Linked DNA regions of Homo sapiens: region 1 is linked to region 2. Evidence: read pairs that join two places in POLR2A ChIA-PET (ENCODE). Cell type or tissue: HCT116. All regions are shown on one strand. Links, peaks and the distances in the headings refer to the core of each region. The heading gives the core; the rest is flanking DNA. Region 1 holds the start of NPAS1 (neuronal PAS domain protein 1). Region 2 overlaps ARHGAP35 (Rho GTPase activating protein 35).

Region 1 (11,270 bases), core at 1,647-9,646, 120 kb before region 2:
CAAACAAACAAAAACTAAAAAAAAAAATAGACATGGAGAGACAGAGGAAAAGAGATGCAGAGAGAGACAGAGATGGCAACTGAGACCAAGACAAAGTGAGACCTGTGCCCCCTGCCCCATCCTCCCTACAGTCAGGAGCTAGGACCCTGGACCTTGTGCTGGGGGTAGGCAGAGACCTGGGGGTCCCGGAGCCTGTCCCCACCCAGGACCCCTGGGTGACCCTGACCCTGCAGAGGACAACCCCCGAGGGAGCTCCAACCCAGTGCTGAGAGTGGGGAGCCAGGGGAGAGACTTGGTGACCTTGAGGGTCCCCAAGTGCCTTTTTCCTATGGGGCTAAGGGGCCAGGTCTCCTGTCAGGCCCCAGCGCTTCCCCTCCCTGGCTGTGTGCCCTGGGACCAGCCTCTCTGCCGCTCTGTGCCTCAGTTTCCTCCTCTGTCAAGCGGGTTTGCCAGGAGCGGTGACTCCCCAGGCTGGTTACGCATTCAGTCCACTTAACAGACAGAAGGGCCTGGCTGGGGCCTGGCAGAAGCAGATGCTGCAGCACAGAGCCGGGACTGGTATTAATAGTGTGATTACTATTGTTATTACCCGACCATCAAAACACCAGGCGGCGAAACCCCGCCCCTCCCCCATGGGCGCGCAGCCCCCGCCTCCCCAGCCCCCTAGTGTCTGGGCTGAGCTTCCTCCTCCCAGGAGTACCCCACACCCTCCTGGCTGTTCCTCCCTGCCTCCACCTCCGCCTGGAGCTCCAGGAACAATTACTGGGGGGCTGGGGGGTTGACGGGGACCCCCTCCCTCAAGATACAGCTCGGAACCAGCCGGGTGACAGGCAGGAACAATGCTGCCTGCTAATTGTCGCAATTTTCCCCTGTCATTTTTGCTAATTCCTTCATTTTCCCTCTCCCAGGATCAGCCTGGGTCAGACTGAACCGCTGCAATTAACAACATTAATGGGCACGTCGGGATTAGGGGGTGTGGTGGTGGGGGGGCTTGGGGACCTGCTCTTCCCCATACACGGGTCCGGTCCCCTGTGAAAGGGACCCCCAGAGTCTCCTGATCACTGACTGATGTGTCTTTTTACCCCCAGCCTCCACCTCCCGATCCCACCAACTCCCCGATGCCTCCCGCTGTTTCCTCCTCTCCCTCTCCCCTCAAAATGTCCCCACTCCTCTGTCCCCCACATTCAGCAGGAGACTTTTCACCACTTCCACATCCGCCCTCCCATGTCCAGAACCCAAACATCACTCATCCATTTAACAAACACTTGCTGTGGTTCTTATCACAGCCTGCTCAGTGTCCTCATCTCTTGCGCAGAGAGGGAGCACGAGGAGCAGAGAGACGGGAGACCAGGGGCAGAGAGAAGGGGACCAGGGGCAGACAGACAGGAGACCAGGGGCAGAGAGAAGGGAGACCAGGGGCAGACAGACGGGAGACCAGGGGCAGAGAGACGGGAGACCAGGGGCAGAGAGACGGGAGACCAGGGGCAGAGAGAAGGGAGACCAGGGGCAGACAGACAGGAGACCAGGGGCAGAGAGAAGGGAGAACAGGGGCAGAGAGATGGGAGACCAGGGGCAGAGAGACGGGAGACCAGGGGCAGAGAGACGGGAGACCAGGGGCAGAGAGAAGGGAGACCAGGCGCAGAGAGAGGGGGACCCAGGGGGCAGAGAGAGGGGGAAACCGGGTGCAGAGTGTGGGGGGACCTGGGGCAGAGAGAGGGGGGACCTGGGGCAGAGAGAGGGGGATCCAGGGGCAGAAGGCAGAAGCCAAGGCCTCTTCCAAGTTCCCAGATCTCCCCCGTCACCTGCCCTTCTCAACTGCCCTGAAGGAATGTGCTGACCCTGGGTCCTGGAGAGAAGAGGCTGGGGCTTCATCACCCAGGGAAGTCGGGGAGAGGGGTCCCTCACATGCCCCATCGTCAAAGCGCCGCAGGCCTGAGGGCTGCATGGGGGCAAGCACCATGGGGTGGGGCAGTGCCGGGTCACCTTTGCCTTTACTTTCCTCAGCCTCATCTGTAAAATGGGTCTACAGTGATAGAGTTGAATGGGCTAGTGCATACAGTAGGTGCCTAATACTGGGAGTCATGCCACCATTCTCTCTCTCTCTTTTTTTTTTTTTTGAGACGGCATCTAGCACTGACACCCAGGCTAGAGTGCAGTGGCAGGATCTCAGCTCACCGCAACCTCTGCCTCCTGGTTCACGTGATTTTCCTGCCTCATCCTCCCAAGTAGCTGGGAGTACAGGCACCACCACCATGCCCGGCTAATTTTTGTATTTTTAGTTGAGACGGGGTTTCACCATATTGGTCAGGCTTGTCTTGAACTCCTGACCTCAGGTGATCCACCTGCCTCGGCCTCACAAAGTGCTGGGATTACAGGTGTGAGCCACCGCCCCGGCCGCACTTTTCTTTTCAGTATGACTACAGATAACATCAGGGCACCACTGCCTTTTCGGGCGGTTTCTTGGAGGCCGCCCTCTGTGTCTCTCACACCCACATGCATTTTAAGCAAGTCCCAGGGGTTGGACCTGACCATGTCACCTGTGTTCCACCACCCATGGCCCCAGCCCAGTCTAGCTGCCCTGGCTGGACCACCACGTCCTCATCCTCACTGGGCTCCTACTTCCGCCCTCACCACCTCTGTGGCTCCCCTCTCACTGTGGGTAACAGCCAAACCCCTACCACAGTGCATGAGGCTCTGCACCCAGCAAGCTGATCCCCACCTGCCTCAGGGCCTTTGCACCTGCTGTTCCCTCTGCTGAGTCACTCTCTTCCAGCTTTTCTCACAGCTGCTCCCACACCTCCTTGGAGCCTCAGCTCAAAGATCACTTCCTTGGCTGGGCCCAGTGGCTTACACCTGTAACCCCAGCACTTTGGGAGGCTGAGGTGGATGGATCACCTGAGGTCAGGAGTTCAAGACCAGCCTGGCCAACGTGGCGAAACCCTGTCTCTACTAAAAATACAAAAATTAGCTGGGCATGGTGGCGTGTGCTTGTAACCCAGCTACTTGGGAGGCTGAGGCAGGAGAATCGCTTGAACCTGGGAAGTGGAGGTTGCAGTGAGCTGAGATCGCACCACTGCACTCCAGCCTGGGTGACAGAGCAAGACTCTGTCTCAAAAAAAACAAAAAACAAAAACAAAAAAACGTTACTTCCTCAGCGAGGATGTGCCTGACCTATGAGCTAAGAAGTCACCCCTTGGCTGGGCACAGTGGCTCATACCTGTAATCCCAACACTTTGGGAGGCCAAGGTTGGCAAATCACTTGATCCCAGGAATGTGAGAGCAGCCTGGGCAACATGGTGAGACCTCGTCTCTTAAAAAATGCAAAAAGTAGCTAGGCGTGGTGGCGTGTGCCTGTAGTCCTGGCTACTTGGAAGGCTGAAGTGAGAGGAACTCTTGAGCCTAGTAGGTGGAGGCTGCAGTGAGCCAAGATCGCACCACTGCATTCCAGCCTGGGCGACAGAGCAAGACCCTGTTTCAAAAAAATTTAAAAAGGGCTGGGTGCGGTGGCTCACACCTGTAATCCCAGCACTTTGGGAGGCTGCGGCAGGCGGATCACCTGAGGTCAGGAGTTTGAGACCAGCCTGACCAACATGGAGAAACCCCATCTCTACTAAAAATACAAAATTAGCTGGGCGTGGTGGCGCATGCCTGTAATCCCAGCTATTAGGGAGGCTGAAGCAGGAGAATCGCTTGAACCCAGGAGAAGGAGGTTGCAGTGAGCCGAGATCATGCCATTGCACTCCAGCCTGGGCAACAAGAGCAAAACTCCGTCTATAAATAAATAAATAAAGATGTCACCCCTCCTTCCCTCAACTGCCACAGTCACTCAACAATTTAGTAAGCCTTCATTGTGTCCCAGATGCTACTCCAGGCTCAGCAACCAAGAGGCTGTTGGTGAATGACACAAAATAACAAGATAAATACAGAGAGTGTCAGATGACAATAAGTGCTATGGGAAGAAAGAAGGCTGTAAAAGCCGGGCACGGCGCCTCACGCCTGCAATCCCAGCACTTTGGGAGGATAAGGAGGTCAGGAGTTCGAGACCAGCCTGGCCAACATGGTGAAACCCCATCTCTACTAAAAATACAAAAAATTAGCCAGGCGCGGTGGCAGGCGCCTGTAATCCCAGCTACTCGGGAGGCTGAGTCAGGAGAATTGCTTGAACCCAGGAGGCGGAGATTGCAGTGAGCAGAGATTGCAACACTGCACTCCAGCCTGGGCAACAAGAGCAAAACTGCGTTTCAAAAAAAAAAAAAAAAAGCAATAGGGAATGCTGACATGAGATTTGGGCGGTCTCCTCTCCAGACTCAGAGGCTCAGGGCTAGACTTGAACATCTGTTGTCCCATTTCACAGATGGAGGACTGAGGCCCAGAGAGGCAGAGACCTAGAACCCATCCCTGTAGACCTACAGACCACATATGATGGTTGAGAGGCGGCCTTTGGGGCAAGGTCATCTGTGTTTGAATCCCAGCTGTGCGACCTTGGGCACACACTTCTGTAACTTGGGAATCATAATAGTGCCTCCCTCTGAAAAAGAAAGTCATTTTATCTTTTGTTGTTGTTGTTGTTTTTCCTTTTTCTGGAGAACGGGGTCTCGCTATATTGCCGAGGCAGGTCTCGAACTCCTGGGCTCAAGCTATCCTCCCGCCTCTTGCCTCCCTGAGAGCTGAGATTACAGGCGTGAGCCACCGCACCCGGCCAAGAAAGTCATTTTGTATACAGGGCTTATCCCAGGGTCTGATGCATGCATTCTATATGATTACTATTATTGTTATTATTTTAGATACTGAGTCTTGCTCTGTTGCCCAGGCTGGAGTGTAGTGGCATGATCATGGCTCACTGCAGCCTCGACCTCCTCAGCTCAAGCAGTCCTCCCACCTCATCCTGTTCAGTATCAGGGACTACAGGCGGGTGCCACCAAACCTGGCTAATTTATTTATTTATTTTTATTTTTATATATTTTTTGAGATGGAGTCTTGCTCTGTCACTAGTCTGGAGTGCAGTGGTGTGATCTCGGCTCACTGCAATCTCCGCCTCCTGGGTTCAAGTGATTCCCCTGCCTTAGCCTCCGGAGTAGCTGGGACTACAGGCACACACCACCACGCCCGGCTAATTTTTTGTATTTTAGTAGAGATGGGATTTTACCATGTTGGCCAGGATGGTCTCGAACTCCTGACCTCGTGATCTGCCCGCCTTGGCCTCCCAAAGTGCTGGGATTACAGGTGTGAGCCACCGTGCCCAGCCAATATTTTTATTTTTGTAGGGACATGGTTTTGTTATATTGCCCAGGGTTTTGCTATGTTGCCCTGGCTGGTCTCGAACTCCTGGCCCAAAGCTTTCCTCCCACCTTGGCGCCCCAAAGTGCTGGGATTACGGATGTGAGCCATGGTGCCCGGCTTATTACTGAGGAGGGCATGGGAGTCCCCTCCCCTTCAGAGAGTGTGACTGACAGTGCTCTGCTCTGTGGCTTCAGCTAAAATGCTGTCCTCAGCTCCTCCTCTGAACTATGGAAGCAGGTGCTTCGCCTCTTGTTAGGGACCCTGTAGAGCTAGAAATGCCTCTGTCCCCCGATTTCCCAGTTTTGGGACTATAGGAGTCCACGCAGTACCAAGCCCCCCCACACTGTCCTGACCCTACTTCCACTTGGCACCGTGGTCGAGGTGGGATCGATTAAGTCCATGCTCTGCCACGTCAGTGCTGTGACCTCAGCCAGCCCCTGATGCCTCTGAGCCCCGGAATGCTCATCCAGGTAATGGGGGGCTGGACGCCGCCGGGGCTCTCTTAGCCCCCCCTTTCCCCCCCTTCAGCTCGGGGACAATAGACAAGATGTTTATCCCCCGCCGGCGCACATGTTGTTCGCGGTAATGACAGTAATCAGCGGCGCTAATGCCGCATTCTCTCCGCGCCAGTCAATTCGCCTAATTACCGCCTGGGAAGCCGGATTATTTAAATTTAAATGGTGATTTATTGCGAGCTTAATCAATGCTATTTTCTCTCCCCCCTCTTCCCCTGGGACGGGGCAGGAGGGGAATTGGAGCCCCTCCAACCCCACCCTAAGGACACCCTCTTCTCCTGGAGGGGTGGGGACAGGGGTAGCCTGGGGTGCCCTGAGACTTCAGATAAACACCACTCACACTGCCTTATCCTCATCACCGCAAAGCTGTAACAAACACATAAAATAGAAGTAATAATAACATAACAGCACTTCTATGTCTCAATAATAAAGTCTGAGTAATAATAATAAACTTAGATATTTATCTGTATCTTACAGAGTTTATATTTTTACATATTCTAGATTATATTGCTTTGCCTATTTCTTTATTGCGTCTTGGCCACTAGGATGCCAGCCGCTCCGGGGCAGGGACTTTTGTCTAGATTGTTTCTCCTGCTCAATCCCAGCGCTCAGAAAAGTGCCAGACAGGCAGGAGATGCTCCAAAAGCGACAGCCCCCCCGCCCCCTCCTCCATGCCCCGAACCCCTCCAGCAGCCCTGCAAGGTTACTGCTGATAACAGCATTGGCCGCATAGCGGTGGCTTGCTCTGAGCTAGGCACTTCCAGGGACTTTGCAAATATGACCTGGTTGATTCTCTGCTCAGCCCCCTGGGGGAGGTTGGACCGTTTTTTCCCACTTCACATTAAGGCACAGAGAAGTGAGGCGACCTGCCCGGGGTTGCAAAGCTGGGAGGTGGCTGCGCGGCGACAGGAACCCTGGGGCATCTTCCTGAAGTTCCCCATCTCATCCGCCACATCATACTGTCTCCCTCTTGCTCCTCCAACTGGGGGCTCAGACTGTACAGTCCTTGCGTTCCCGCCGGGGCCCCTCAGGTCTGGATCCAGGGTATCTCGCCCATTAGCGAATGGGCGTCCCAAGCCAGGGTGAGTCCCCTCTGTCCCGCTCATGCAGCTGGGAGTTTCTTTGGTTGTAATAATGATTCCTCTCCTCTAATAAAAATATAGGAATAGCATTTACCAGTGACCACTAGAACTGCCAGGGCCTTGTTTAGGGCAGAATTCACGAAATCTTCCCAACCTCTTGCGCCCATTTGACAGTTTAATAAACTGAGGCTTGGAGAGCAGAAGCCACCTGATAGGGACACGCAAAGGTCCTGGCTGACTCCAGAGACAAGCATCTGGGCGAGGGCAGGCCCGCAGCCCGGATCTGGGCTGCAGTGACTCCGCCTGGAGGGCCCCGGGACCCTCGCCCCGCGCATGAGCACTCACCGAGGCCAGCTGGCGGCCCCGCGGCTCTCAGCCCCCAGGGCGGCGCCCCCAGCGCGGCGAACCGGCGCAGGCGGAGGTAGGTGACGCTGAGGCGCACGATGGAAGCCTTGTCCAGCTGGCTGGAGATGGCGCCGGGCAGCGGGAGAAGCTTGGCCAGCTCGAAGAACTCCAGGTTCTCCTTCCCGCGCCGCGAGCGCGCCGCGTTCCGGGACTTCTCCTTGCGCTGCGCCTGCAGGCTGGGCGGGCGGCGCGGAGGAGGTGTCGGCGGGGCCCCGGGGCTCAGGGGCTTGGGAACTGGGGGCGAGCCCCGCCTCCCGGGGCCTTGGGAACGGGACGGGACGTTGGGAGTGGATTCCACATCTCTGGAGGTGGGAGCAGACCGGAGTGTGGATTTTACACTCCGACCCAGGGACAGAACCTCGAGTGTCAATTCTGGTGGGAAGGAGGAGGAAGGGCGAGAGATTAAAGATGTTGGGCGTGAATTCTGAGGACCGGGACTAGAAGCAGAACGCAGGGGACCGGGCTCAGGACGGTAGTTAACTCAAGGTAAGACCTTCTAGCCCTAAGGGGCGGGTCAGGGAGCTGGGTGTGAACTGCCCCTTGGCACGGGGACAGAACATCGGGTGTGAATTGGACCCGGGGGGGGGCCCGCGGCCAGGGGGGCGGGGCTTTGCTCACCACGGTCCGGACGGCGCCTTGACCATCAGCCCGGGTAGAAAGTCCCAGGGGACGCTGGCGCCGCGGCCTCCCACGCATTTGACCTCGCTTCCGCCGCCACTGCCGGGATAGGGGGCCGCCATCTCCGGGGGGCTCGCTCAGGCGGGCTCCGAGCCCCGAGTCTCCTGCAGCGGGAGGGGGCCAGGGGCAACGCTTAGTGCCCTCGGGAGACCTTCTAGGGAAACTGAGATCCGTGCAGGGCTCAGGGTCCCAGCAAGGAGCTGGGGGGGGGGGGGCCTGGATGATGCCTCAGTTTCCCCTACCTGGAGGCCTCAGCTCCCACCCTAGCCGGCCCGGGGCTGGCGCTCCGGGTGAGGACGTGCCCCGCCGCCGCCTCCCCCGCGCCGCCCGCCAGCGCGCCCGCCTCACGCCCGCGCCGGGCCGGCTCCCGCATACCAATGGGCGCACGCGGCGCGCATACGGATCGAACCGGCCCGCGCGCTGCGTGCCAAGCATGCCCAAGCCGGGCGGGGGGCGGGCGCCTCCCGGGCCAGGCACGCACGCCCCAGCCCCCGGAGCCCTCTGCCCCGAGGACCCGCCCCCCAAGCCCATCCCCGGTGTCTGACTCCCCGGATCTGCACCCTGTTTTCCCGGCTGGGCTAAGGAGGCAGGGGGCAGAGGGCAGGGACCCCCATCCTGTGTCCTGCCCAGGGATCCCCCCAGCCTCTCGGGATGGCGCCACGTGTTCGGACCGCCACATCCCCACGACCACAACTTCCTCCCTGAAGACCCCGGCGCGCGAGCCCCAGCCCCGGACGCAGCCGCCGCAGCCTCTGCCCCAGGACGCCCCCAGGATTGACCCGACACTCGGGGCCCAGGTGTCCTGGTCTCCTGATCCCCTAACGTTTTCAGTTAGGTCTTCATTCCTCCAGGACCAGGCGTTCAGAACACCCCCTAACCCCAGGAACCAGGCCGCCCCCAAACCTCCCAGCCAGGTGTCCAGATGCCCCAGACCCCCGTGTCCAGGTCTCCCAACCCCAGATTTCTCCAGGACTCAAACATCCGTGCGCCCCTTCCCCCAGGCTCGGGATACCCTCGTCCCACCCCCTATCCCCCAGGACACTGGAGTTCCAGCCCCCCATTCCTCTGGGACCCAGAAGTCCCCCTCCTGCCAGCCCGCAAGCTTCCCCTACCCGCAGGACCGCCAGTCCGATTACTTGGCCGCAGAGCAGGCTCCGGGCGCGGCGTGGGGCCGGCCGGGCGGCGCGGAGGGGCAGCTCCATAGACCCCGGGGCGCGCGGGGCGCAGCGGGACGCGCGGGCTGTGGCGCCCAGCTCTCGGCGCCCACCTCGGCCTCGCAGACTTGGAGACGCGCGACCAGCGCTGCGGGCGGGGGCGGGGTCTGCCGGAGCCCCGCCCGCCGCGTCTCCGCCCCCGGACCCGCCCTGCTCGCCTTTCCCTGGTAGGGGGCCAAGCTACCCTGGGGTCCGAGTTCCCTTGCCCCACGGTAACGTCGGGGGTCAGAATGTAGCACCTCGGATCGGAGCTACCCCACTCCAAAAGGGGAACAGCGGAGTCCGGGCACTGTCTACACCCCTTCAGGAGGCAGTTAGTGCCCCAGCAGCCCCTCGGGACAAGACAGGTACCCTGCAGCCGAGCCCCATGTACGAGTGAAGACTCACGTCAGTGCTTCCTCCAGGGACACAAATCCAGAATTCGAGACCCTCCCTTTCCGGGAGAGAACTCCTGAGTGTCAGCACACTCTCCCCCCACAGGGCTGGGACTTCGCATCCAAACCCAACCCGCCTTAAAAGGGGGACATACACCTCCCTCGTCAGGGACCAGGATCCAGCTCTCTAAGGAGCTCCAGAGACCAGGATCCTGGCGTCTTATCTCCATCCCCCGCCGCAGGGACGGGAACCCTTACATCCAAGCTCCCCATTAGATCATAAATGGGAACTCAGGGGTTGTAGTACCTCGCACAGAGGACGGGAACCCAGGCGTCCAAGCCAGGCCTTCCCCAGTCTGATAGGAGGTCCTACAGTTCCCCTAGCTCCTTCTCTCCATGCAGCCCCCACTTCCCGTTCTCAGGGTCCTCCCTGGCATGGGGGTCTCCAGGCACTTAAAAGCCTCTACATGACCTTAACATGGGGAAAGAAAATGGAGCTGGGGCCGGGCGCGGTGGCTTACACCTATAATCCCAGCACCTTGGGAGGCCAGGGCGGTTGGATCACCCGAGGTCAGGAGTTCAAGGCCAGCCTGGCCAACATAGTGAAACCCTGTCTCTACTAAAAATACAAAAATTAGCCGGGTGTGGTGGTGGGCGCCTGTAATCCCAGCTACTCGGGAGGCTGAGGCAGGAAAATCCCTTGAACCTGGGAGGCGGAGGTTGCAGTGAGCCGAGATCCCGCCACTGCGCTCCAGCCCGGGTCAGAGAAGGAGAGTCCATTTCGAAAGAAAAGAAAAGAAAAAGAAAATGGAGCAGGGAGTCTTAGAAGAGGCATACAGTCAGGGGCTTGCAGGGAGCACGCGCTGGCCTTTGGTTGGGCAGATGGGGAAACTGAGGCACACACAAACACCCGTGTGCATTTGCTCACAACACACAAACTCATTCATGATCCTCATAGTTAACACTTAAGGGAGTGCTTGTTTTTTGCTAATACTTTATTTTATAGCAAGATTCTGAGATGGGCTCTGTTACTAGATGCATTTTACAACTAGGGAAACCGAGACATGGGGAAGTGATATAGCCTGGTGATAGTGGCCTCTCAGACAACAGATCCTTATTTATCCCCAGAGAGACTTGCTAGAGTTTCAGGGCAAGGAATCAAGCTCAGATCATGGGCTCCTGTCTCCTGACAGCACTTCCTGGCTGTGCAGCCTGGGCAGGTGCTATGCCAGCCATGAGAGGTACACTTGTGCCATTAATTAATTAATTAATTATTTTTGAGACACAGTCTTCTCGCTCTGTCACCCAGGCTGCATGATCACTACTCACTGCAGCCTTGAACTCCCAGGCTCAAGAGATTCTCCCACCTAGCCTCCTAAGTGGCTGGGACTACAGGTATGCACCACCCCACCCAGCTATTTTTTAAAAATGTTTTGTTGGCCGGGCGCAGTGGCTCATGCCTGTAATCCCAGCACTTTGGGAGGCTGAGGCGGGTGGATCACCTGACGTCAGGAGTTCAAGACCAGCCTGGCCAACATGGTGAAACCCCATCTCTACTAAAAATACAAAAATTAGCTGGACACAGTGGCGTGCACCTGTAGTCCCAGCTACTCAGGAGGCTGAGGCTGGAGAATCGCTTGAACCTGGGAGGCGGAGGTTGCAGTGAGCTGAGATCACGCCACTATACTCCAGCCTGGCAGACAGAGCGAGACTCCGTCTCAA
Region 2 (11,270 bases), core at 1,462-9,461:
ATCACGAGGTCAGGAGATCGAGACCATCCTGGCTAACACGGTGAAATCCCGTCTCTACCAAAAATACAAAAATAAAATCAGCCGAGCGTGGTGGCGGGCGCCTGTAGTCCCAGCCACTCGGGAGGCTGAGGCAGGAGAATGGCGTGAACCTGGGAGGCAGAGCTTGCAGTGAGCCGAGATCGTGCCACTGCACTCCAGCCTGGCGACAGAACGAGACTCCGTCTCAAAAACAAACAAAATTTATTATAACATATTTCTTATTATTAATATTTTTTATTAAGAAAAAAGATTCTTTTTTTTAGACAGGGTCTCACTCTATCACCCAGGTTGGAGCCCAGTATGATATAATCACAACTCACTGCAGCCTCAACCTCCCCAGGATCAAGTGATCCTCTCACCTCAGCCGCCAGAGTAGCTGGGACTACAGGCATGTGCCATCGCGCCTGGCTAACTTCTGTATTTTTTGTAGAGATGGGGTTTTACCATGGTGCCCAGGCTAGTCTCGAACTCCTGGGCTCATGTGATCCGCCTACCTCAGCCTCCCAAAGTGCTGGGATTGCAGGTGTCACCTACTGCACCCAGCCAAAATATTATTTCTTATTCAAATATTTATCATCTGTATTTGAAAGCAGTGTTTTGGATTCCTGCTTTGAGACTAAGGAGATATAAAAGCCATTGGCTTTTATTTTATCTACTGCATCTGTACTGAAGCTAAGGCTAAGAAGCTAAGAAACAGAACGAATGGAACCAAGGAAAATACTAAATACAAAGTGGAGCTTCTGTTCTATTTCTGGACTTGGGTAGTGGTTATATTGGTATTCACTTTATAGTTGTTCAAATCGTACATACTTTATACACTTTTCTATACAATCTCCCCCTTCTACACTAGGCCCCTGCCTGGGGTCATGTCAAACAGGTGACTCTAATCCTGGCTGCATAGCAAGAGAGAAGAAATGCAGAGAAGCAGTGCCCTGGGGAGCCCTGGATGGAACTGGCAGGTTTTAAGACTCAACAGGTGGCATGTCAGACCTTTCAGCCTCAAGAGAGCAAGTCCAATTTGATCTGTTTCTGTTTATTTTTATGAGACAGGGTCTCACTCTGTCACCCACGCTGGAGTACAGTGGCACAATCATGGCTCACTGTAGCCTTGATCTCCTGGGCTCAAGCAATCCTCCCACCAAGCCTCCCAAGTAGCTGGGCCACCATGCCCGCCTAATTTTTTTAATTTTTATTTTTTGTAAAGACAGGATCTCACTATGTAGCCTAGGCTGGTGTAGAACTCCTGGGCTCAAGCAATCCTCTTGCCTTGGCCTCCCAAAGTGCTGGAGTCACAGGTGTGAGCCACCTTACCTAGCTTTTGATCTGTTTTGTATGTTGGTGTCCCACGTTAAAAAAAAAAAAAAATGTGGCCAGGCACGGTGGCTCACGCCTGTAATCCCAGCACTTTGGGAGGCTGAGACAGGTGGATCACAAGGTCAGGAGTTCAAGACCAGCCTGGCCAAGATGGTGAAACCCCATCTCTACTAAAAACACAAAATTAGCTGGGCACAGTGGCTCACGCCTGTAATCCCAGCACTTTGGGAGGCTGAGGTGGGCGGATCATGTGAGGTTAGGGGTTCAAGAACAGCCTGGCCAACATGGTGAAACCTCGTCTCTACTAAAAATACAAAAAAATTAGCCAGGCATGGTGGCATGTGCCTGTAGTCCCAGCTACTTAGGAAGCTGAGGCACCAGAATCGTTTGAACCTGGGAGGTGGAGGTTGCAGTGAGCTGAGATCGCGCCATTGCACTCCAGCCTGGGTGACAGAGTAAGACTCTGTCTTGGGGGGGGGGGGTGGAATACAAAAATTAGCTGGGCGCGGTGGCAGGCGCCTGTAGTCCCAACTACTCGGGAGGCTGAGGCAGGAGAGTCTCTTGAACCCCGGCGGCAGAGGTGGCAGTGAGCCAAGATCGCGCCACTGCACTCCAGCCTAGGTGACAGAATGAGACTCCATCTATTAAAAAAAAAAAAAAAAAAAGTTTAAGTTCTACTTTTAGTGGAGATGAGGTTTCACAGTCTTGGCCAGGCTGGCCTCGATCTCCTGATCCACCCGCCTCAGCCTCCCAAAGTGCTGAGATTATAGGCGTGAGCCACCACGCCCAACCTACAGTGTTTTCTTTTTGTTTGTTTTTGTTTTTAAGAAGTTCAAAAAACTTCATGGTTCAAAAACCCATTTAATGCTCAGACATTTGGTGTTCTAATTTCCAAGCTAGGCCAGGAGACAAGAATCAGAAAGAGCCTTGTAATCTGTCTCCTAAACCTTTTCTTCTCCTCCTCTCATTTGGTAAGCCTATCCAGATTAGTAACTACTGAGACAGAGAGAAATGAAATAACTCAGCTAGATAGACAGGAACCCCAGTCCAGAACCCAGGTCTCCTGACACCACCCCCAGCTCTCGTCCCTCCACTCCCCCGCACTGCCCTGGCTGGAGAACAGGAACGCGGAGCATAGGCACATATGGTGGGAGACGCTGGGGGCAAGTCTGTGGAGGGTCCTGACACGCTAAAGACAGTCTGGACTTCATCCTCTGAGGAACCACAGGCTTCTGAGCAAGAATGGCTTGGTCAGGACCGGGCTGGAGAAGGGAATTCCGAGAGCAATCTGAGCCCTCTCCCCCGCCACCTCTGTCCTGCTGTTTCACTCTCATCCACTGGATAAACGCTTCCCATGTAAAGGCCAACTCCAACCTGGTCATAATAAGCATCAGGAAAAACAACTGCTTTACGATGGAATCATGGAAATGCTGACACAGTGGTGGTGTGAGATGCTCCTTTGAAAGGCCTTGTCAGGCCCAGTCTTTGTAATTTCATGGTGGCTCACAGGAAGCGCCTGGGAGCCAGATGCTTTCTGCCTGTGCTCAAGGCCATAATTTCCTTCCCATACTTAAACTGATGACCCTGTGTCTCGCTGACAGAAGATTAGCCAAAGGAACAGGGCAGATAAAGAAGAAGCAAAATCTGAGGAAAACTGGCTGATTTGAAAAAAAATTCCTAAGATTCTTCTTGAGATGAACAACTAAGAAAACTTCCAGATGAACATGATCTGCTGTCTCTGAATGAAAGCCACTGGAAGGCAGGCCAAGCTGGGAATGCTGGCAGCCAGCTCCCTCACGTCACAGATGCGGAAGCTGAAGGGGAGAGGGGAAGGCAGTCCCAGAAACTGCTGTCAGAGCTGTCTGTGCCCTAAGAAAGGCTTTGCGCCCACTTCCCACCCCCATCCCAGTGCTGTCTCTCCACACTCTGCAGAGATGATCACATTAATCAAGACCCTAGAGTCAAAGTGACTGGGAAGGGGACAAAAAAGAATGACATCCAGCCAGTCCCATTTATTAAAGCAATAATCTCCACCCCTCACTAAATGTATACTTCTATAAAATTCTGCTTGTATGTTCTATATGGCACCTAGCCACCACTCAACACTTCAAGATATATTTCAGAGAAAAAAAAAAAGGCGAATTTCAAACTATAAGTAACATATCCTGTTGGGGAGCCCAAAAATAACTAAGAAAACATTTGTGATCATACAAGGAACTGAATAAGTGCATTTTCTATAAAGTGCTAGCTTCATGATTTTCCTTTAGATAAGAGACCAAAATAGTAGTTTGTTCTTCCTTATCAATCGTCATTCCTTAGAAAGTGCTTGGCCAGTAATATCAGGAAGATCAACGAGTCATCTCTTATCACTGGTTTAGCCCTCGGACTTAAGAAGGAAATCAGGTCTGGCCTACTCTTCCATGACAGCTGTCCTAATTGCTAGAGGAAGTCACCTTGACCTCATATATTTGGCTGCTATTCAGAATACCATGTCTCTTGGTCCAAATTATCAAAAGCATACATTAGGTAACAACATACCTTTCTCAGTTACATATGCACAGAATGCCCAAGATAAACCCACTGAGTGGTTCCCTCCGTGGCCTCACCTCCCACTCCCTGGCTCTGAATGGCCCTGGGAAGAGCACAGAGCAGCTACTTTCTTTTGAATCGTCTTAAAATCAATGCACAACAACGTACATCACCATTATAAAAACCCTGTCAGCAGACCGACTCTGACTCCCACGGCATTTACTATGTTAAAATCTTATGGGAAACTTGTACCATAGCTAATATGATTACTGTGTGCAGAATGAAGAGAGGGTTTGGGGATGAGTAGGTGTCTCAACCCAGTTCCTTCACTATTGCATGTGTCTCCCCAATGCCGCAGACCACTCCCCGGCCCCTGAATCCATCTGTGATTTCTGCTTTCTGCTCAGAAAACCCACTGTCAAGGCCTTAACTTAAGAGAGCCTGTCAGAGCCTTAGCTTTGCCATCTCTAACACCACGATCCCTTCTGGCTATTACCGCTCCTCAAGGGTACAGGTGTGGGCACAGAAACATATATAATCTGTTCATACCAAAATGCGATATCATACACACCAACCCTTTAGTTTTCTTCACTGAGGACATCATAGATTGCATTCAGATAAAGAGCCCTTTTTGCCCAGTGAAGAATCATATACAATAGAATAAGGTGGCATTTTTCTTGCTGTGTATGTTGGGGGGAGTTTTGTGATAACTTGTTGTTCCTTGAATGTAAATATTCCTCTACTGTCTTATTTAAAACATTAGAGGGGGCCGTGGCGATTAAAATATATGTGTCATGGCTTGTCAAGCCTCATGACTACCTGAGTTCAAAAAACAGGCTGCTCAACTCCATTTTCCTTACTGACTGTAACAGAAAGCTAAGCTCAGCCAGTTGAATCATGAGAGCTAAAAGCCAAGCAAGGTACAGCTAGGCTCAAAAGCTGTATGTCCACATTCCATACCAGTAAGGCAGCCGGGAGCAGATGGCACAGACCAGGCTACAATGTGTTCAATATGGCCTTCTCACACCCCTTTCTCCGCTCCCCTAACCCAAACCTGCATTCCTACAGGCACAAACCCCACTCCATAGTAGAATACAGTAAGGCCAGTGTTGTCTGGAGTCACAAAGTTTTATATATGATTGCTTCTAATTAAAGATCATTTGATTTTAAGAACTTAATAAAAAGGCCATAAACCTGTATCATTCCATAAGAATGCCAAGAATGCTAAGTACCCAACTAATATTCTTCCAGAGTGACTTTTATTAAAGGCTGCCTCTACTACTTTGCCAACTAACATGTCAGGTGGCAGAAACATTCCCACCTATCACAGGCTACTCAACTTTAAAAAGCAAAGGTAAGTGAAAAGGCCTTCTTTAAGTAATCAAATCAGCTCAAATTCCTCCAGCAAAAAATCCTAGTACAAACAGACTCAAAAATGGCAAAATCAAAGTTTAAAAAGCCACTTACAGTGCCAACAAGTGATTCAGAAGAATTCTGAGAAAGGTAATATTAACATTTTAGTGGTAGAACACTTGGAGAGGAGCCAGGAAGCCTAGACTCTCTCCTGGCTAGGTCATTAAATCTTGCAGGGGGAGGGAAAGCATACACAGATAAAAACTAGTTAAATGGCATCTCACAGCCAAGCTATCTTGACAGCTCTCATCTGTCAGCAGGATCACTGGACAATGATGTTCTTCAAGGAGACAGGTAAGTCTCTAGGGGCTAATGATAACCTAAGTGCATGCAAGTATAATCAGAATGATAACAATCAATGCCTACCCTTGGAATGGGCACTCAAATTCAACAGCTGAGAAAGCCAACGTATCTGCTGCCAGGGAATCTAGATCGCCTGGATCCCCACAGCCTTACGCGTTCTTCACATGTATACTCTTGCTCTCCTAGAGCAGCAAGTTATCTTTTAAAGAACAGATTTGATCATTTTTTTTGTGTGAGACAGAGTCTAAGCTCTGTCACCCAGGCTGGAGTGCAGTGGCGCGATCTCGGCTCACTGCAACCTCTGCCTCCCGGGTTCAAGTGATTCTCCTGCTCCAGCCTTCCAAGTAGCTGGAACTACAGGCACGCGTCACCATGCCTAGCTAATTTTTGTATTTTTAGTGGAGATGGGGTGTCACCATGTTGGCCAGGCTGGTCTCGAACTCCTGACCTCAAGTGATCCACCTGCCTCGGCCTCCCGAAGTGCTGGGATTACAGGGGTGAGCCACTATGCCTGGCCTGCTCTTATATTAAACCCTCAAATTCTTATTCCCTATGTGATCTCATCTCCACCATTCTGCCTTTTTCTCACTAGCCACTGTAGCCTTCCTTGGGTTCCCTGGATGCCCTCATTTATTTATTCTCATTCGCCCATTCAATCATTCAATGAAAATTACTGAGCAAGCACCTACTACTGTGCCAGGCACTGTACTAGGCATGTGGATACAGCAATGAACAAAAGAGACAAAGATGCCTGCCTCATGGAACTTAAATTCTAGCAGAGGGAAACAGACAATTACAAAGCAAACTTAGGAGGGAAATAGAATGGGGAGAAAGCCCCGGCACGTGGTAGAGGAGTATGCACAGAGCTGAAAGGGATGGCCAGAGCAGGTCCCACTGAGCAGGAGGCGTGGGAGCAGCCATGAGGGAGGCAAGGGAGTTAAGAATCTGGGCATCTGGGGGACAGCATTCCAGGCAGCTGAACAGCAACTGCAAGGGCCCTAAGGCCGAGGAATGTTTTTTTTTTCTTTAATTTCTATTTCTCATTAAATTGTTAACTCCAAAAAGATGGGGATTTAATGTCTTATCTATTCTGCTCCTCATGTGACCTCAGCACCACACACACTGCTGGCTCAATAAATACCTCCTAAATGGAATTAATGAATTAGTGTCCAAAGAAAAAACCAAAAACCTGTCCACAAGTAATTTAAGTATTACCTCAAGTTATCAAGGCCCTGCAGAACTTGTTGCACAGGTTTCAAATTGGCTAATAAAGGCTGGGCATGGTGGCTCACGCCTGTAATCCCAACAGTTTGGGAGGCCAAGGTGGGCGGATCACTTGAGGCCACGAGTTCGAGACCAGCCTGGCCAACAGGGCAAAACTCCGTCTCTACTACAAATACAAAAATTACCCAGGTGTGGTGGCACATGCCTGTAATTCCAGCTACTTGGGAGGCTGAGGCAGAGAATCACTTAAACCTGGGAGGAGGAGGCTGCAGTGAGCCGAGATTGCACCACTGCACTCCAACTTGGGTGACAGAGTGAGACTCCATCTCAAAAAAAAAAAAAAAAACCCAAAAAACAAAAAACAAATTTATGAATAAAGTTTATGATCAAAGTGAATTTAATGCCACTTCAAGGAAGATCCTAACAATACCATGATGAGTCTAACTTATCAAGGCATTATCCCAGAGAAGTAAAAGCATAAAAAAGAGAGAACTAAGACCTTTTCAAGAGCATAAGGTAATCAACAAATTCAATTTATATAGAAAAATCAACAGAAAATCAGAATTCATTATTTATTCCAATTACTTGCCCCAAGCCATTGACAGGTACATCAGTTAAAAGCTTGTTTTGAATGAACTGTTTATCTCCAACTCCACTACCATAGCCTCAGTTCTTAAGACAGAAACAATTCATTCAAGACAACTTTGTCTTGAATGTACAGGTTTTTACCACAGTCCTCAAGCCCTTAAAGCTTGAGCTATCATAAGAGTTTCCTCATTGGTCTATCCCAGCTCAAATCACTGTGTAAAGTGCTATGGGTTAATCTTCTTCTTTTTTTTTTTGTTTTTGTTTTTGTTTTTGTTTTTTTTTGTACAGGGTCTCACTCTGTCACCCAGGCTGGAGTGTAGTGGCGCGATTATGGCTCACCACAGCCTCAACCTCCCAGGCTCAAGCGATCCTCCCGCTGCAGTTACCTGAGTAGCTGGGACTAGATGTGTGGGTGTGCTACCATGCCCGGCTAATTTTTGTATTTTTTTTGTAGAGACAAGGTTTCACCATGTTGGCCAGGCTGGTCTGGAACTCCTGGGCTCAAATGATTGCCAGCCTCAGCCTCCCAAAATGTTGGGATTACAGGCGTGAGCTACCACACCCAACATGGGTTAATTGTAAGACAGCTTTTACTACCACAATCTCAATCCAATTTGAACCCAACCTTATTTTCTACCTTCATTTCTAGCTATCCTTCAAAAAGAACTCTATGGTCCAGCTAAGCTATTCTCTGAACATGCCATGAGCATTCCTGCCTCCACACCACCACTCTGGCTATCCCCTTATCTGGAATGCCACTGTGCCTCTTCTCCACCTCTCTGAATGTTATCAGTGTAAAATAATGCCTTCTCTGCCCATCTCCGTTATGAGAAATGCATCACCCAAGCAATTACAGCATTCATTTGGTCAAACGCGCCCTTCTACATTCTCCTCCGTATCAGCAGAACTGAAAGCCTGCACACTACATTTCCCAGACTCCTTTGCCAGCTGGCTTCCACAGTTAGGTTTTCAAAGGCTGGAGATTGGTTGGCAAGTGGAAGGATAACACCACTTTTTTCCTGTTACTGCTCTGTCTTGGGGAGCAGCAGCAGCAGGAGCAGTGAACAACTATGGAAGAATGCAGGCAACTACACACACCGCAGGTTCCAGCACATCAGCGCAGTTTTGGCTTCTGGGTTCCTGGTGAACTGCAGCAATACAGCTCCAACAGCAGCAGCAGCAGCAGCAGCAGCAGCAGCAGCAGCTCATCTGTGCATGGAGGCTCCTGGGTTCTAGCCCACAGGCAGCTTTCTCATCTCTGGATAACAACCCTCTTCTGCATTTTGCTCCTCCCAAGCCTTTCCAGCACCTTTGTAATAAATCCCTTGCATTTAAGTCCCTTCCTGCTGGAACTATCTAGAGTGGTTTCTACTTTCCTGATTGGACAATAACTGATACAATAACAGAGAATGAGGAAATAAAAACAGCAATATTAACTAAGATGGAAAATGAAATATAAAATGACAAAGGAATGAGGACTAGCAATTTTAAAAAATATCCCAGAAAATGAAATTCCAGAAAATTTCTCCCTAGGTATATTCCAATTAATTTTTGAGTTCTAAAAATGAAGATGCTAGTTGGCTGTGTATTTAGTTGTTTTTCTTTTTAATTTTTTAGGAAAGTCAATAAGTATATTTTTTTGACTAAATCGAGTTTTTGTGGAATTGGGAGAATCCTTCCTTTATGTTTCCTCAGAACCTTACACACAGAGGGCACTTCTTTTTGTTTTTTTTTTTTTTTGAGACGGAGTCTCGCATTGTAGCCAGGCTGGAGTGCAGTGGCGCGATCTCGGCTCACTTCAACCTCTGCCTCCCAGGTTCAAGTGATTCTCCTGGCTCAGCCTCCCAAGTAGCTGGGATTACAGGCATGCGCCACCATGCCCGGCTAATTTTTGTATTTTTAGTAGAGACAGGGTTTCACCATGTTAGCCGAACTCCTGACCTCAGGTGATCCACCTACCTCGGCCTCCAAAAGTAGGCACTTCTTAGGTAACGTATCTGCCTGGTGACTGGTATAAGGCTTTGGAATTCACAGATTGGGAATGAAAACCATGTAAATGGTCACTCTAATTCTAAAAAGCAACTTGAAAACAAATCTCATCCAAAGCACTCAGCAAAGGATTCCAAAGCCCTTTCAGCCCTGAAATGTAGCCACTGGTGAGGGAAGGTGGAAGAAGTTCAACTGACACATGGGGCAGAGATTTTTGCCTCTTCCTTGTCAAAGCTCCCCTTGACCCTGTAAAGGCTGTTTCTAAGTTTCTGTAGGGCCTCTTTTTTTTTTTTTTTGGTTAAAGATCTAGCCTGAAAATCCCATTACAAAAACTGCCTAGAACACAGTTTACCTTTCTTGGAAAGATGAAGAACCAAGTTAATCCAGAATACACTCAAATCCCCTGGCTCTTGAAAGTCTCAGTTTTCAACCTGCTTGGAGATTGTTTAGACAAATCTCTAAGTCTTAACTAAAATTCATTTTCAGGTATTATATTAAGCCAAGATAAATAGAAAGTGTTGGAGGTCGTAAAAAAAAAAAAAAAGACAAAATAAACCCACTACCTTCAAGGGTTAACAACTACTAAAACTATACTTATGGCCCTTCATCACTGCATTTGCTAACCCAGCTTTCCATTAACAAAAAATGCCTCATGAAATGGACACCTTGGAGAAAATAAGTGCACCCCAATAAGTGCACAAAGCAGCTTGACTCTTGCTGATTTCCAGGATGACTGATGAAAATGGGCCATCAGTTGTTGTCATTTTCATACTTCCTTTGACAACATGCTGAAGGCTGGGCGCGATGGCTCACGCCTGTAACCCCAGCACTTTGGGAGGCTGAGGCGGGTGGATTGTTTGAGTTTAGGAGTTCAAGACCAGTCTGGCAACATGGCAAAACCCTATCTCTACCAAAAAAAAAAAAAAAAAAATTAGCCAGGTGTGGTGGCATGCGCTTGTAGTCCCAGCTACTTGGGAGGCTGAGGTGGGAGGATCCCTTGAGCCTGGGAGGCGGAGGTTGCAGTGAGCTAAGATCGCGCCAATGCACTCCAGACTGAGTGACAGAACAAGAAGCTGTCTCAAAAGAAAGAAAGAAAAAAAGACAACATGCCCAGTAGATAAATGCTTGAACATTTTTAGCTGGTCCATTATTACTTCTAAAAACCTTACCATAGGAAATCATGCCCTACAATCCATATTAAGCATTTCTCACAGTAACCCAACAGAGCAGCTACTATTATAATCCCCATTTTACAGATGAGAAAACAGGCTTGCAGAGGTCAAGAGACTCGTTCAAGATCACCCGGCTTAGTATGGCCCCAGCTGCCTGCCTCTGAGGCCCACACACGTGGCTTAACCCCAATACTGCACTGCTGCAAAGCCAGAATGGACAAAAACAGCTGCTGCACAGCGTGAGCTTTCTGGAGAAAACAGAAGCTACAACTGCTCTAATCCACTTGCTCTTTTACCAAAGCTCTCCACTGTGAGGGAAACAGTCTCTTATGTACCTAGATGCAAAACTTCATAATATATTTCCCACAATATTTTGTATATGTACCTTATGCTGCTCAAAGTACTATTACAAAACTTGCCTTCTTAGCTTTTATTTGAGACAGGGACTTGCTGTTGCCCAGGTTGGAGTGCAGGTGCAGTGGCGCAATAACCACTCACTGCAGCCTTGACCTCCCGGGCTCCGGTGATACACCTCAGCTGGGACTACAGGTGCACACCATCACGCCTGGCTAATTTTTTGTAGAAACAGGGTTTCACCATGTTGCCTAGGCTGGTCTGAACTCCTGAGTTCAAGTGATCCTCCCACCTAGGCCTCCCAAAGTGCTTGGGATTACAGGTGTGAGCCACTGTGCTGGGCTT

Evidence for each region. Peaks named below come from ENCODE experiments on the same cell type or tissue, not always from the same donor. Only the 100,000 strongest peaks of a DNase experiment are listed, where the experiment ranks them.
Region 1: POLR2A ChIA-PET joins it to region 2 with 5 read pairs; 1 of 35 experiments calls an interaction of 5 or more read pairs at or near these places.

What each region holds. Positions count from the first base shown.
Region 1 is chr19:47,017,800-47,029,069 of GRCh38, reverse strand. NPAS1 (neuronal PAS domain protein 1) reads right to left here and starts at 9,233. Exons shown (of 12, transcript NM_002517.4): 1 at 9,073-9,233; 2 at 7,901-8,064; 3 at 7,223-7,458. The coding sequence starts at 8,022. RefSeq lists a silencer at 9,237-9,296. In HCT116, for the core only: no CTCF peak of the experiment used is centred there; no DNase peak of the experiment used is centred there; H3K4me3 peaks cover 1,278 bases.
Region 2 is chr19:46,896,121-46,907,390 of GRCh38, reverse strand. The region is part of intron 1 of ARHGAP35 (Rho GTPase activating protein 35); the gene reads right to left. Among named protein-coding and RNA genes, the nearest start is that of ARHGAP35, 41 kb to the right of the region's middle. In HCT116, for the core only: no CTCF peak of the experiment used is centred there; a DNase peak (open chromatin) is centred at 4,820; H3K4me3 peaks cover 1,896 bases; H3K27ac peaks cover 3,380 bases.